2 separate regions of the Homo sapiens genome follow, and region 2 is linked to region 1. The links are chromatin contacts, found by Hi-C or POLR2A ChIA-PET in ENCODE. All regions are on one chromosome and are shown on one strand. The core of a region is the stretch at or near the end of the contact, and the rest is flanking DNA. Distances in the headings are between cores, read along the strand shown.

Region 1 (7,675 bases), core at 4,647-7,146:
AAATAAAATCAATTACTTAATGAACATATGCTATATGCAGCCACTTTCCAGATATTATCACCAATCCTCCCCAAAATGCTGCAAATAATTGTTAGAACCTGACAGCTTTTTGCATATGAGAAAACAGACTTTGGATCTAAGTGACAGAATGCAATCACACAACCAGGAAATGGAGAAGCTGGGATTCAACTCTGTTCAGTCTGAGAGCCCTTGCCCCTTTTGCAAAAGGAAATGGAATGTCAGAACAGCTCCAATGCAGATGCCCAGGCCTGCTCACTTTGTCTCTGAGGGCCTCCTGGCCAGAACAGGAGGTGGCAGGGAATTTGAGCCTGCTGGGTGTTTGTGACAGATAGATTTGGTGGGGCATTGTTCTGTTTCTGGGGTAGAGAGAATTTTCTAGGTAATAAAATGGTGAGAAGGAGGAATACTGGGAGGATGGTGTATTGAGAGATCCTTTCTCCCCTGGCAGTGTTTGGAGGTTTTGTAAATATATTCTCCTTTCCTCAGAAGAACAGATATGTTTTAATTTTGTTGATATGTTGCAGATGGGCTTTGAAGATACAATGGGGTAGAAAAAGGTTAAAGTATGCACACAAATAGTGAGAAAAATAATTGTTTAAGCCAATCAGGCTTAAATATTGCCTAAGTACTTTTTAAATTTATATAACTTTTTTATAACTCTCTATATAACTTTATATAATGCTTTTTTAAGAAAAGGAAATATGATATTATTATACAGGAAAATGTACACAGCTCAATGAATTTGCGTGACCACATCTGTCTAATCAGTTCCCAGATAAAGACACAAAACTTTGCCAGATCCCTGTAAAGCTTACCGTCCAGTCATTCTGACTTTATAAAAATAAATGGAATTATACAATATGTGCTTTTAATATCTGCTTTCTTTCTCTCAAGACTGTGTTTGAAAGATTCATTCGTGTTATGGGGTAGAGCTTGTCTAACTAATCTCATTGTGTTTTGGTATGCCATTGTATGAAAATTCACAATTAATTTATCCATCCTACTTTTAATGGATATTTGGAATATTTTTAATTGGGGTTATTACAAATACTGCTACTATAACTGTTTTCATATATGTGTTTTAGCAATTCTATGTACACATTTCTGTTGTGTATACAATAAAGAGTGAAATTGCTGGGATGGGGATACATATGATCAACTTTAGAAATACTGCCCAATAGTTCTCTGAAATGGTTGTCCAATTTACACTACCATCAGCAGTTTATAAGAGCTCCTGTTTATCCATATTCTTACCAACACCTGGTATTGTCTTTTTAGTTTTAGCCAATATGTTGCTTTGTGTAGGAGTATCACACTTTCATTCTAATTTGCATATCTTAGATGAAATTAAGGATAATTGACATCTCTACAAAATAATCTTCTAATACATGAACATGAAACATCTCCAAATTTGTGAGTTCTCTCTTAGTTTCTCTCAATAATGTTTTATATTTTTAGTATAAACATCATATCTTTCATTAAACTTATTTAGGATAATTGATACTATTTTAATGATATTTCTATTTTATTGAGGTTAAACTAACAAAAAAAATGCACAAATCAGTTGAGTGTATGTTTTGATATATATATGAACCCAGGTAACTGGCACCCACTAGGCTGAGAACTTTTCCAGAATCTCAGACAGCTTCATCATATCCCCTTCCAGTTGGTACTCTCCCCAGCGATGGCCATGATTTTGACTTCTATCCAACAGAGTAGAATTATCCCTGGCCTTTCAGTTTTTAACTCTCTATCTGGTGTGTTTGCCAGAGGCCCTCCACCTGGCAGGTTGCAAACTCCATTCATTGTTTCATAAACCTACTAAAAACTCCACTTTACATTTCAAAGACTTTCTGCTTAGGTATTTAATATCCTGACCTGACCATTCCTAGAATTCATTACATGTTCCAAGTGGAATATCAACCACTTGCTTAAAGACCGCCCCCTAGAGCACCCATAAATTCTCTGGTCTCTCTGTCCCTAGCAATGATCCTCCACAGTAGAAAGCTTTGGTTTTTATTCTTCTGCTCTTGCCCAGAATCCACAGATTATCCCAGGTAAACATTTGTTGGCTCACCTCTCTGAGGCTCTCCTATCTCTGGAGTTTTAGGGTCCCCAGGTGGGTGCAGCTAGTTTGTAATTTGCTCTAGATGTACACTAGGCTGCTGGCTTGCCACAGGCTGTCCTTTTCCACTCAGAAGCAGTTCTTTCTTCTGTACTTTTGAAAAGCTAGTCATTGCACATTTGGGGATAGTGAGGTAAACAAGACTCCTGTTCTTTAAGGGCTCATATTTTAACTTTTATGAGTTTAATTATGGCTGGGATTTTGACATAAGCCAATGTTGCTTTGTGAACTTCTGAAGGGTAGAATTACATAAAAGAATTTCTTCATAAGGGGGAATGGATGCCCACCTACTCATGCAGAGATGGGACTTTGTCCTTGGCCACTGGTGTGGAAAACATGGGTGTCTCCCCTTCCTCACTGAGTTAATAACCTGAGACACATATCACAGCAGAAGCATTCATTGTTTCAATCACCCCTATCTGTCCAATTAGCTGAAGACTATGCAAATCTATCAGCCTGGTACTCAAAAGTCTGTGGGAAGACTTGCCAAGGCCTTCTTGGGAGACATGAAAATGACATGAAAACTCTGAAAAACAGTGTGTCCAAGAAACTGGATAGGGCTTAGATGGAAGGAAGCCAGGAAGGGGAATAAGACAGACTGGCTTTTCTACTTGACAGAGGGGAGTTATTTTAGGATGCAGGGATTGGGGCACAGAAAGGCTGTCAATGAATTCTTAGGGCTAGAATGAATCTTAATTGTGTTTGCAATACTTTGGCTTTCCTGGTTAATGTCGGTACCCACTAAGTTTTAAGTAACTATGACTTGGAAATATCAGCCATGGATCGCTACTTTAAGGGGAAGTAGAGAAGGTGGTTATTTGTTCCCTTTTAGGCTAGTGTGTTAAGTGAGAAAGCAATTTATGCTTGATGGTGGCAACTGAAATTGAGTGACTAAATCCCAGGAAAAGAATAAAGCTCAAGGGGAGAAAATCGAACTCCATTCAGCTGCTTCTTCCTACTCAGGGTCTCTTCTTCGAATACTTATCTTTCTTTATATCTGAGAGGTTTGCCGCTTCTTTCCAATATAGGCAGCTGGTCTCACACGTGGGTTAGGAGGGTCAGGAAGCCAGTTGTAAAAACAGGTTTCTTTTATAAGCTGTGTAAAGTCAGACTAACTGACAAAACCAGGCCCTGTATACTTTGTACAAACTCTCTGTATGTGGCCATCCCCGGAACAATATTTCCCTGTGTAAGAAAATGACTGCCTTCCAAACAGTACACTGAGACACAGGATAAATTGACTCTGGATAGCTCTGGAAATCCAGCATGGCAGAGTGGAAAACTAAGGTCATTCTAGAACTTGCCAAATATCAGATGAGTTGAGTATGAATATGTAAGTGAATGAGTGTGAGTTAATGAATGAACAAAAACATAAGCAAATACATGAAAAAGTCAGTTGCACATGTTTGTAGAAATGTTTTGCAGGACTCAGGTCATTTATGTATGCTTTGTGTGCTTTTTCAGAATGACAACTTCCAAGAGGAAAAAACTGCATTCATCAGGTGGGCTGGGCTTCTAATGGTAGGAGCTAAATTTTCCTCCCTTTTGATCTTCCCTAGATGGTATTAGTTATGCAAGACTCTATTAGACTTTTGCCAATTAGTTGCTGGGCTTGTTTTCTGTCCTCCTTTACCTGAGATACATCTGGATATGTTTCCCCATTGTTGGTTACCAGAGAGTAACTGTGTCCATAAGAGTGACTTCCTGAACTCCCGGGCATGTGTGTACTTGCACCTTCACTTCCCTAAAATGTTCCCTCTGAATGAATGAATGAATCACAGAATGGGACTGGGAGTGGACAATTAGCCCAGGAAGCAGACACATTTATTACATGAGGCACATATTTATTGGGGAAAACAGGAGAGAAGCCCAGAGCAGGGGGCATCATGGAGAGGAATGAGGCAGAAACTGTGCACCAGCCTCTGTGACCCTACTTGTCAGGGTGGAACCCCAGAAGAAGCCCAGACACTTTCCTCACTTTGGGAAATGGATGGGCCTTAGCTGTGGCCACGCTGGAGCCTGCAGAGAATGAGGTCTCTCTCACACCCACCTGGGAGAGCATCGGGGTGGGATATAGAAGAAGCCAAGGTGGTATGTGTGGGGAAGGGTACGATGGGAAGAAATCCTTACAATGCTTCCTTACATCTTGGGCAGGAGGAGATGTGAGAGGAGGGTAGGCTCAAGAGCTGGAGGGAAGAGGAGAAGGAAGAAGAGAAGGTTCCATCTGGTAGCCAGGATGGTGGATGATGGTAATATCCAGTCCATCCTTACTTCTGTTTGCTCTTGGAGGCTTGCTGGGCTGAGGGACACTTCTGCTGGGCTGGAATGATGGTGCCTTTCGGTGGGCATTGCTTCTTGACCTGGGGAGCACATGGATCCTTGGTTTTGGGTGCACATGTCTCTTGACATTTAACAGGGGGTGGCTGACAAGGCTGCTTCACTTGCTGCTGCTGGGCCCTCTGGGGTGGGCACTGCTGCTGCTGCCGCTGCTGCTGCTGGGAAGACATTGCTCTAGGAACAGGTGAGCCTAAAGGAAACCGGGCAGGGACACCATGAGAAGGGTGTTAAAAAGTAGCCTTTTAACACCCTTTTTAAAAAGATGGTTAAAAAGTAGCCCAGACATTTTACAAGGTCAAAGCATGCCATCTTAGCTGACAGATCTGGACAATGTCAACTGGCTCCCTTTGATAATGCAGACAATGAGAATGGGCAAGGATGTAGGGGCATGAGGAGAGGACAAAAACAGTCTCTGTCTTACAGGTAAGCATCATGGTGTGTGTGTGAGTGTGTGTGTGTGTGTGTGTGTGTGTGTGTGTGTGAGAGATCGGGCTGGAGAAGGGGTGTATAAGAATGCAGAGGCCTGATCTCTAATCCCTGCTCCACCCCTGACTCACCATGGGAGACTAAGGCAAGTCCTATGTGGCTACAGGATAGTGGTTCCAGCCCTCTACAAAGAACTGGGAAGCTTGAGGGCCAGCCAAATAGATCACTGGAGCCAAAGGATGACAGGAGGATGTTCAAAGGAAAGAGCGCTAGCCAAGAAGGCTCAGACATTGGTTCTAGGTCCATCCTGCCATTAACTTCATGGGCAACCTTCCTTCTGTGGGTCTCAGCACCCTTATTAGAAGGATGCTGGTCAGGAAGTTCCCTGAAGCCTTCCCAGCTCTGATGAGGGTCTCTGGCTATCTTTGTAGGCAGTGTTCCTTATGGTCTAAGTTAATGATTATAGATGGGAAGTGCAGGCCTCAGGAAGTAAAGAGGTGGCAATCAGAATAGGGAAGCATGAGAGCTGCATAGGATTGAATAAAATGTTCAATATACCTGTTTGCATACACCTGGAAGAAAAGTTTAAAGCTTACTGGTAAGCAAAATGCAGAATAGGGTGTGAGAAACCTTTAAACAGGGCTCGGAATTGCTACAAAATCCTGTAGCTCTAAATATCTCCTTCTTCAACAATAAAAATCTTCTTTCTGGGGAGTCAAACCCATGATCAGAAAATAAGTCATACTGAGCAATGGTGCGGAATGGAGATTAAACTTTCTAAGTACCGATTAGTGTGCCATTTCCGCAATTGTCAGAAGACTTGTGTCACTTCCCTGATTACCCAAGGATGGAAGAGGATCTTGGCCTAGCGGCTCAAAGGAGTTAAAGGAGAAGGAAAGCGCCCCACAAATCCCAGGAGAACAGATGAGTTCTCACTTACCAGAGGCGACAAGCTGGACCCCAGGAGAGGAGGCTGAGCCCTTGTCCACAGGCAGAGCCACTCCAGGAGCCTTTATAGGGCCCCCAACCTGCCCTGGGCACTTGGTGTGGTCCTGATTACCACCTCCCAGGGAATTCCTCACCCACTTCTCCCACCTGCACTTCCTTCAGGGACTTGCTTTGCTGACCTGTTTTGATGAAAGCCACCCACCATATATTTTCAGCATTCCAAGTCTCTGCACCTGAGCTGATTTAACCCACCAAAGGTGTTTGCTCAAACTCAGGGATTCAAGATCTTTTAAATATAGTACAAATTGAAGGAGCTGTTTGCAGACAGACAGTTATAAGAAATATTGAAGAAAAAAGAGGAAGAGGGAGAGGATGGGGTTTGGGGCAATTCTGACAAAAATGTGAACATCCCTTTTTCTGCAAATTGCTGCCATTTCTTGAGCACTCACTGTGAGGCTAGCACCAGGACCATCCGTCATGCTTATTATTTCATTTCATCTTCATGGCCCCTCTAGGGAAAGTGTCGTTGTTACCATTTTGCAGATGAAAAAAGTGAGGCTGAGAAAGATTAAACAGCAGAGATGGGATTTGAATTCAGATCTGGATGATTCAATGCCTAGCCCCAGGTACCACTCATCCCCCTTCCTCAATACACAGTGCAAGTGTCCTTCCTATTCCAGGGGGACAGTTCACGAAGTGTTCTGTGAGGCTTCTCTGGGGCACAGGTAGAAGATGATGTGAATGGTGCCCCAGCACACGGCGGTGCTGTCCCCATCTGCCCATTGGGAGTTGGGGTGCTGAGGAGTATTCGTGGTGGTTACAGAACATGGGATAGAATTGGCCCCTGTGGTAGACTTGCCACATAAAATACAGGACATTCAGTTAAATTTGAATCTCAGATAACAGAATATTTTAAAAGTATAAGTATATTCCAAATATTGCAGGAAACATACTCAAAAATTACTTGTAGTTCATATGAAATTCAAATTTCACTGGGCAGGCTCTATTTTTATTTGCTAAATACAGCAATCCTACTCAGGGCCTTATCTAGGTGGCAGGAAGGAGCCCTGGTCCTCCATTTAGCCTCCTAGGCCCTGGGATGGAGAAAGGCAGGGCCTCTGGGAAGCTGGTCCACCTCTAGCCCTCTACCCCAAAGATCGACCTCAGGATGCTGCCCAACAAGAGGCCATGCAAGGGCTCACCACTGCCATCACCAGAGGAAGGGGTAGGATGGCCTGAGAAATGATAGGAATACCTTAATGTACTTTCCAAAGCATTTTTCAAATCCCTCACCTCATTTAATCCTCATGACAATTTTACTGACAATTTAAAGAGGCTGGCCCAAAGAAGTTAAAGGACCTGCTCAACCACATGCAGCTGCTCAGGGTGGAGCTGGGTGGGTGCCTGGCCTGGGGCTCATTTCCACTCCATCACCGCAGTCAGCATCTCCATGGTGGACAAGTCACTGTCATTGGGTGGGGACCATGACTAATAACGTCTCCTGAGCTTTCTGTCTTATGTGGATGGAATACTGTTCATTTTTCAGGGTCAGCCTCACTTTAATCAGCCCCTTAATTTTCCCCTCCAGGCCAGACCTCCCCCACTTCCTCTTCCCAAGCCTAGCAACACTAAGAATGTAATATTCTGGGTTCCAGATTCTGGTTCTGCATTCCACCTCCAAGAAGAACACCATCTCCACCTGCAGCCCTCACTTCCACATACCCCCAGTCCTCTGTGCTCTTGCTGATATGAACTCTCCACAAGGAAACTACGCAGCAAGACAGATTTGCATGGACATAGACCAAGGCTTTTCATATA
Region 2 (6,890 bases), core at 1,159-3,658, 290 kb before region 1:
GGCACTGGGGTTGGGAGGTAGTTGTACAGAAACCAAAGAGGCTAAACAGCAGAACTAGATGCAGCCGGAGAGCTCAATGGCTTCTTCCAGGTAGGTTAAGACATGAAGGATTTGCAAACCTCGGGTAGCATCATGAGAGCTCTAAGCCCATCGGTGCCCCTGGAAAACACCTCCAACTCCTTCGCCTCCGTGGTACCCTGGGGGATCTATTTGGACGGCCAGGTAGGCGCCTGCTTCTGCTGGGTCTGGTGGCAGATCGGGACGCCCTTGCCACTCCCGGAGCCACCCACGGAGGAGCCGCCGCCGCCGCCTCCAGAGGAACCACCTCCGCAGACGGAGCCCCCGCCACTGATGATGCAGCCGCTGCCAATCCCGGAGGAGCCGCCGCCGCAGCCGGAGCTCCCGCCGCCCCCGCCGCTGGAGAAGCAGCCGCTTCCGCCGCTGCCGCCGCCGCCGGACGACCCCCCTCCGTAACTCGGCTGGGGCGCGCACGAGGTCTGAGTGACCTGCTGCGAGGAGACGTAGCCGGAGCCGCTGCCGCCAGAGGAGCCTCCGCCGCAGCCAGAGCCGCCGCCAGAGTAGCCGCAGACAGAGCCGCCGCCCCCGCCGCTGGAGAAGCAGCCGGAGCCGCCCCCGGAGGAGCCGCCGCTAGAGACGCCTCCGTAGCTCTGGCACTGGACCGCCTGGCCCGAGAAGCCGCCGCCGCCGGAGGAGAAGCAGCCGGAGCCGCCCCCGGAGGAGCCGCCCCCACCGCTGGAGAAGCAGCCGGAGCCGCCCCCGGAGGAGCCGCCGCCACCGGAGGAGAAGCAGCCGGAGCCGCCCCCACCGCTGGAGAAACAGCCAGAGCCCCCGCCGGAGGAGCCGCCGCCTCCGGAGTACTTGACGCTCCCACCGGAGCCCCCTCCGCAGCCTCCAATGCCGCCCCCGCCCCCGCCGCCGGAGGAGCCCCCGCCGCAGCCGCCGCCAGAGTAGCCACCGCCGCCGGAGTAGCCGCAGCCAGAACCGCTGCTACCGCCCCCTGAGCCGCCGCCGCCGAAGAAGCCGCAGCCACCACCGCCGCTGCCGCCGCCACCGCCACCGCCGCCAGAGGTCTTCACGCAGTCCACTGGGGGCTGAGGGGTGGGCTGCTTTTTCTGATAAGACATCTTGTCTGAGAAGGAAGGAGAGCCTGGAAGGGGAGAAGAGAGCATCGCTGGACCAGCTGCAAGAGGATACTTACGGAGGCAGCTGCATCCATAGGCAACATCGCCATCCTCCCAGGGCTCCTTCAGGTGCCCGGAGAGCCCTCAGCGGGGTTTCTTATGATTGCTGCTTTTGGAAAAGTTGAGTTCCTCATTCCCCTGCAGAAAGCCTTCATTATGCTTTAAACAGCCCAGTTAGCAGTGCCCATTCTTTCTCCCAGCTCTGCCTCTGACCACTGTTGTGTGATTTGAGGGCAGATCACCCACACGCCCGCCTCTTTCTCATTTCCTGTTAAATGAAAGGGTTTGAACACTTCATCTTTCAGGCCTCTTCCAATCTCAACACTGATTCTCTGAGTGCAAATAGAAAACTACCACAAACCTCTACCTAGGATAGGAGATTTTACCCATTCCCAGCACAACAGAGAGAGGTTTGTCGGACTTCATTCTATTGAGGGCTGTTGCACTCCATCCTCTGCAGAAGCTCTTAGTTCAAACTCTTGGTCTGTCCCACTGAGCTAGGCCATGAACCAAGGGCTAGTCACTAGAAAAGACAGGCTCTGCTGTGGCCCTGCCTGGAAACAGGGGAAGGACCCTGGTGGTCCTTTGGACCAACATCCCCGACCAGAAGCTATTAGCCATCTCTTCCATGATTTTCTCAAGTCCAAGTTTGGTAGAAGGGACTTTGACTAGTAGGAAGTTGTATTTCCCTCTCAGAACTTCTAACTCTGTAAAACAGCAATTGGATTTCTGTGGCACCTGAAATCCCTCCCATCTGCAACTTTTTTGGATCATTCTCCCTACTCTCTTGAGAGTGGCTCAGCCTCTCCTCCTGACAGGTTCACAAGGTCTGCTCAGCCTGTGCACAGGCTGCCTTGGACAGCCTCTGCAGAGTCCTTCTGTGCCCGGCACCATGCCTGCCCCTATGCGGGTGCCAGAGAGGCAGGAGATAGTCTTGTCTTTGTGGAGTTTACATTCTGGCCAGAAGACCAGAAACACCATCTGCATGGCAGCAGCTCATCCCCTGCTCCTTTCCTGACCGCCCTCTAAATGTGAGTGCTTTTGGGAAGGCAGAGGTCCTATAGCTCCCAAAGGGGAAAGAGGCCCTGGTCCATCTAATCTAGTCAGGCCTGGGCAAGACCAGCTGGGAAAATGAGAGAGTCAGTAGAACCACACTTACCCAAAGCACCAGGAAGGGTGAGTGAGGAGAGAAGATGCTGGCAATGTGAGGAGCACTGATCTCCTGAGGTTATATATAGAGCTCTCCCTGACTCATTGATCCAGGCCAGCTTCTTGTGTTTGGCCTCAGTTACGTGACCCGTGGCTGTCGGCCCCACCTCCCTGTGATTGCAGGCACAGGATGGCCCATTCATGAAGGTTTTGGCATTCTTGAGATGGGCAGCCTGGTGTGTGACTGGCCCCTTCTCTGATGCAACAGTGTGGCAGGCTCATCAGTGGGGTCACCCAGTCAGAGTGGATGGCAGACATTGTTTCCAAAACCTCTGGCACAGGATGCATACCAGGTGACCACAGGGCTGTGCTTGAGGAATAGGTCCCAGAGTCTTGAGGTGCCCTAAGAGAGTCAAACTGAAGATCTCAGTGCTTTATCCAAGGAGTAGGACCTTCTAAATCCTACTGTTTGACTTCTGGTCCTGCTACTCTAAAAATCCTCAAAACTTTAGAACCCGTTACTCCTTTGCAAAAGTTTATCTCCCAGGATTTCATGTGTGTTTTGCTGGGGTGTTTCTGTCCTGCCCACTGGAGGCATGAGTCCCCAGCACCCAGCTCTGGACTGCACACCATAGACAGTGCTGTAACTAATGTGACGTGGGAAGCTACTTTGATTCATCCCCAGAGACAGCAGGCATTTGAGACAGTCTGAGAAGGGTAATCAATACTGACTTTCCTTGCAGCAGAGCAAACTAAAGAGATGGACCATGTGATCCCACAAAGGCTCTTTGGCTCTGTTGTCCTGTGGTGTTGTGTGGCAAAACACTGACCTTAGCCTGAGGGGCAGTCATTGAATGGGATAGACTTGAGATTAGGTGACAGATTGGGTGCTCCCTTTGCTACTTGCCAGCTGTGTCACCTTGGGCAGAGTCATAGCTCTTAGTGCAGTACCTGCACATGGGAGGCACTCAGTAAGTACTTATTGACTGTGGAATGATCAAGCTTTTTGACCCTCAGTTACCTTGTCTATCAAATAAAAATAGTAGTACCTATTTCACAGGCATGTGAAGGGAGAATAGTTATGTTAAGTGTAGAAGGTGATGCTGTCTTTTTTGTTGTTTTCTCATATAACAGCACATCCTTACTTCCAACCTGGCCTTCCCTTGGATACCAAGGCCAGAAAGGAGTCCATGGAGGGATTGGGCAAGTCCAATTCTTCTCCTAGGAGAATAACTCAAAACTTTCTTGTTGACTCTGGACCAGTAGCATCACCTCTGCGCATGCAGAACAGGATGCTGCTTCTTTCATAACCGGAAGTCAATTGGTATTGTTTAAGATACCACAGTCAAACTTTGTTCTGCCCAGTTATGTTTTGAAATGACAGCTCCAATAATAAATTCTTAATTATAGTGCACTTTTAATGATCCAGATGATCCTGATTAGACTGTGGCCATCAGAAACTTGTGGCACTAGTTTCAGTTTGGACAGCATAAACCCAGGTGAACCCAAGAGGAACTCAGGTGCTCTCCTCCTTAGAGGAGACCCAGTAGGGAGAAGACAGGATCTGTTGGAGAAGGCAAGTTTCTCTGCTTGAAGTTGAGGCAGTGTGGAGAATTTGGAGGGAAACAGGCCGCGATTAGTGATTGCTGTGGGTATAAGAAAGAACAGTTTTATTTAGCTGGGCCACATTGGAAAGAGGAGCACGTGTGGACGACGGTTCCCAGTACTGATATGTGTGGTCCCTTGTTGGCCCATTGCTATGTGTTCACCAGTCCTTAGCAAAAGTGTAAGTAAAAGGACGTCAGCAGGGTATTCTTGGGAAAGAAAGTCTTCAATTCTGAAATCATGGCCTTCCTACCTCTTCCTTTAAAAGATGTGGTGACATGAGGCTGTAGTTGTTTCTTTTATGTCCTGCCATGTCAAAATGAAAATTTGGCTATGGTGTAATGATTACCACTTTTTTCTGAGGGAGATATTACTTCTCCATGGAATTCTAAAATTTGGGAACTAGGCCGGGCACAGTGGCTCATGCCTGTAATTCTAGCACTTTGGGAGGCCAAGGTGAGAGGATTGCTTGAGCCCAGGAGTTTGAGACCAGCCTGCACAACATGGCAAGACCCTGTCTCTACAAAAAATACAAAAATTAACGAGGTGTGGTGCCATGCGCCTGTAGTGCCATCTACTCTGGAGGCTGAGGTGGGAGAATCGCTTGGGCCCAAGAGTTTGAGACCAGCCTGGGTAACATAGTGAGACCTCATCTCTACAAAAAAATAAACAAAATTAATTGGGCATGGTGGCATGTGCCCGTAGTCCCAGCTACTCAGGAGGCTGTGATGGGAGGATCGCTTCTGCCTGGGAGGTCAAGGCTGCAGTGCGCCAAGATTGCACCATTGCCCTCCAGCCTGGGTGACAGAGTGAGACCCTGTCTCAAAAAATAAACAAAACGGGAACCTAAAGTACAGTTGACCCAAAATGACTAATCTTCAAATTGTCCATGTTGGCTTTGGGGGGTTCATTTTCTTCTAAGAAATATAGGGTTTTTTTTTCTATTAATTTTAAGATGCTAATTCTTTATTTGTTAATCCAGCCAAAACAAATGTACTGGGCACCATGTTAAGCATCAAAGAGCCAGAAGGCTTTCCAAAGCTATGCATGGGTCTTTTTGGTAGAGTCGCGGGTGGGGATGGTGCCCCATGCCTGCCTCTGCCACCCTATATAGCATTTAATAAGAAAGGATATACATATTTAACTATATATAGTTTTACATACATACATAACTGTATATAGTTTTACATACATACATAACTGTATATAGTTTTACATACATACATAACTGTATATAGTTTTACATACATACATAACTGTATATAGTTTTACATACATACATAACTGTATATAGTTTTACATACATACATAACTGTATATAGTTTTACATACATACATAACTGTATATAGTTTTACATACATACATAACTGTATATAGTTTTATATACATATGTGACTATAGTTTTATATACATATATGACTATATATAGTTTTATATACATATATGACTATATATAGTTTTATATACATATATGACTATATATAGTCATATATGTATATATAACTATGTCACATCAGCCTCTTCTGCATGTTAACTAAATATGTGTACTAGTTACAAGTTATATATATATAGAGTTACATATATATAGAGATATATCTGTAGAGATATATATATATATATATAACTTGTAACTAGTATAAATATTTCGTTAACATGCAGAAGAGGTTGATGTGACATGATACTGAGTACCAGATCTTGTGGCTTTCAGCCCTGAGTTAACCTTGCCTGATATACGAATATATGAACCTGGTTTCTCATTTCATCTTTCTGGAGCAGAAGCAGTAGTCCTAATGGGATATCTGTGTGGGCAGCAACTGATTATCACCTTTTATCATATCAGTGAGGAAATAATGGGACTTTGTAGAATTGTAGAATGACACATAGGTATTTGGGGTTTTGTAAGACTTGGCAGTTCAGATTTTTAAGGTTTATAGCCTTTAGACACCTAACCCTGCAAGGTGTGCTTGATAGCACATTTGACTTCTGCAGTTTGACAGATTAGGACATGGTTCTTGCCTATACTTGTATCCTTAGAGGGGATGGTCCTTAAAGCAGATGCTACACAGTGCCTGGCATGGTGCTGGGCATTAATAGGTGCTCAGTAAATCCCAGTGGAATTGAAGGAACTCTTGAGACCTATTGACTGACTGCGGTTGAGAGATGATCTTGTCAGATGATGAGGAGTGGAGGGTTTCAGCATGGAACTACAGATTAAACCTAGCCACTGTGCAGAATGAACAAGCCTTGTGCAGGGGATCCAAGGCCAGCTATAGAAGTGACACTGGGCTAACACTGGGCTAGTGGAATTTTAGCCTGCTTCCCTGACCACCCTCACAATATCTATCTGATGGGAAGGCCCCGTATAGGAAGTGTGTGTGTGTGTGTGTGTGTGTGTGTGTGTGTGTGTGTGAAGGGTGGTGATTCTTCAGAAAGATGTGGCAGTCTAGGGTGTTAAGGACACATTGGGGCTTATCCACAATCACAGATGCATCCTTTGGAGACAACCCAGCTTCTGATTCATAAATCACAAAAAAGTTGGAGATTTGTTCTTTCTGCATCTCAGCTTAGCTTATCTTTGTGGGAAGCTCACATCTTCCTGCTACAGGCATCTTCAGAGCAAGAGAGAAGCAGGTAGAGGAGACAGTGTGAGGGCCTCCCGCATTGTGATGCACAGCTTGGCCATCTTAACAAGCTATGTTGGGGGGATTTAGGAAAGAGCAGCTGCAAACTACTCTGAGAAGGCTGCTTCTCTGAGTAGAGGCACCTGGCTCCTGGGCCCCAGTCTGAGATTTCATTTCTTGAGCTTGGTGAGCCCCAGTTGGATGGAAGCATGCTCATCACAACCTTGAAGTATCCAGAGCTACACACATGGGTTCTCATGACTGAGTGCTGACTACTTATCTAACAGGTTAAAGGGGCAGCAGGTGGCTGTA

What was found. A loop is a pair of places that touch in the nucleus more often than their neighbours do. ChIA-PET counts read pairs that join two places held with the same protein, here RNA polymerase II (POLR2A). Pooled maps may share reads with other maps.
Region 2: a loop to region 1 is called in a map with no recorded cell type, with 2.9 times the contacts of the local background. The contact joins the promoter of LORICRIN here to the promoter of SPRR4 in region 1. A Hi-C loop is called at or near these places in 8 of 37 single-sample maps with no recorded cell type and 2 of 50 pooled maps. POLR2A ChIA-PET finds 5 or more read pairs at or near these places in 1 of 52 experiments (WTC11).

The regions. Positions count from the first base shown.
Region 1 is chr1:152,968,869-152,976,543 of GRCh38, reverse strand. It overlaps SPRR4 (small proline rich protein 4), which reads right to left and starts at 5,896. Exons shown (of 2, transcript NM_173080.3): 1 at 5,850-5,896; 2 at 3,970-4,673. The coding sequence starts at 4,653. The coding sequence ends at 4,414.
Region 2 is chr1:153,255,205-153,262,094 of GRCh38, reverse strand. LORICRIN (loricrin cornified envelope precursor protein) reads right to left here and starts at 2,408. Exons shown (of 2, transcript NM_000427.3): 1 at 2,362-2,408; 2 at 1-1,168. The coding sequence starts at 1,145. The coding sequence ends at 207. RefSeq lists a silencer at 525-574.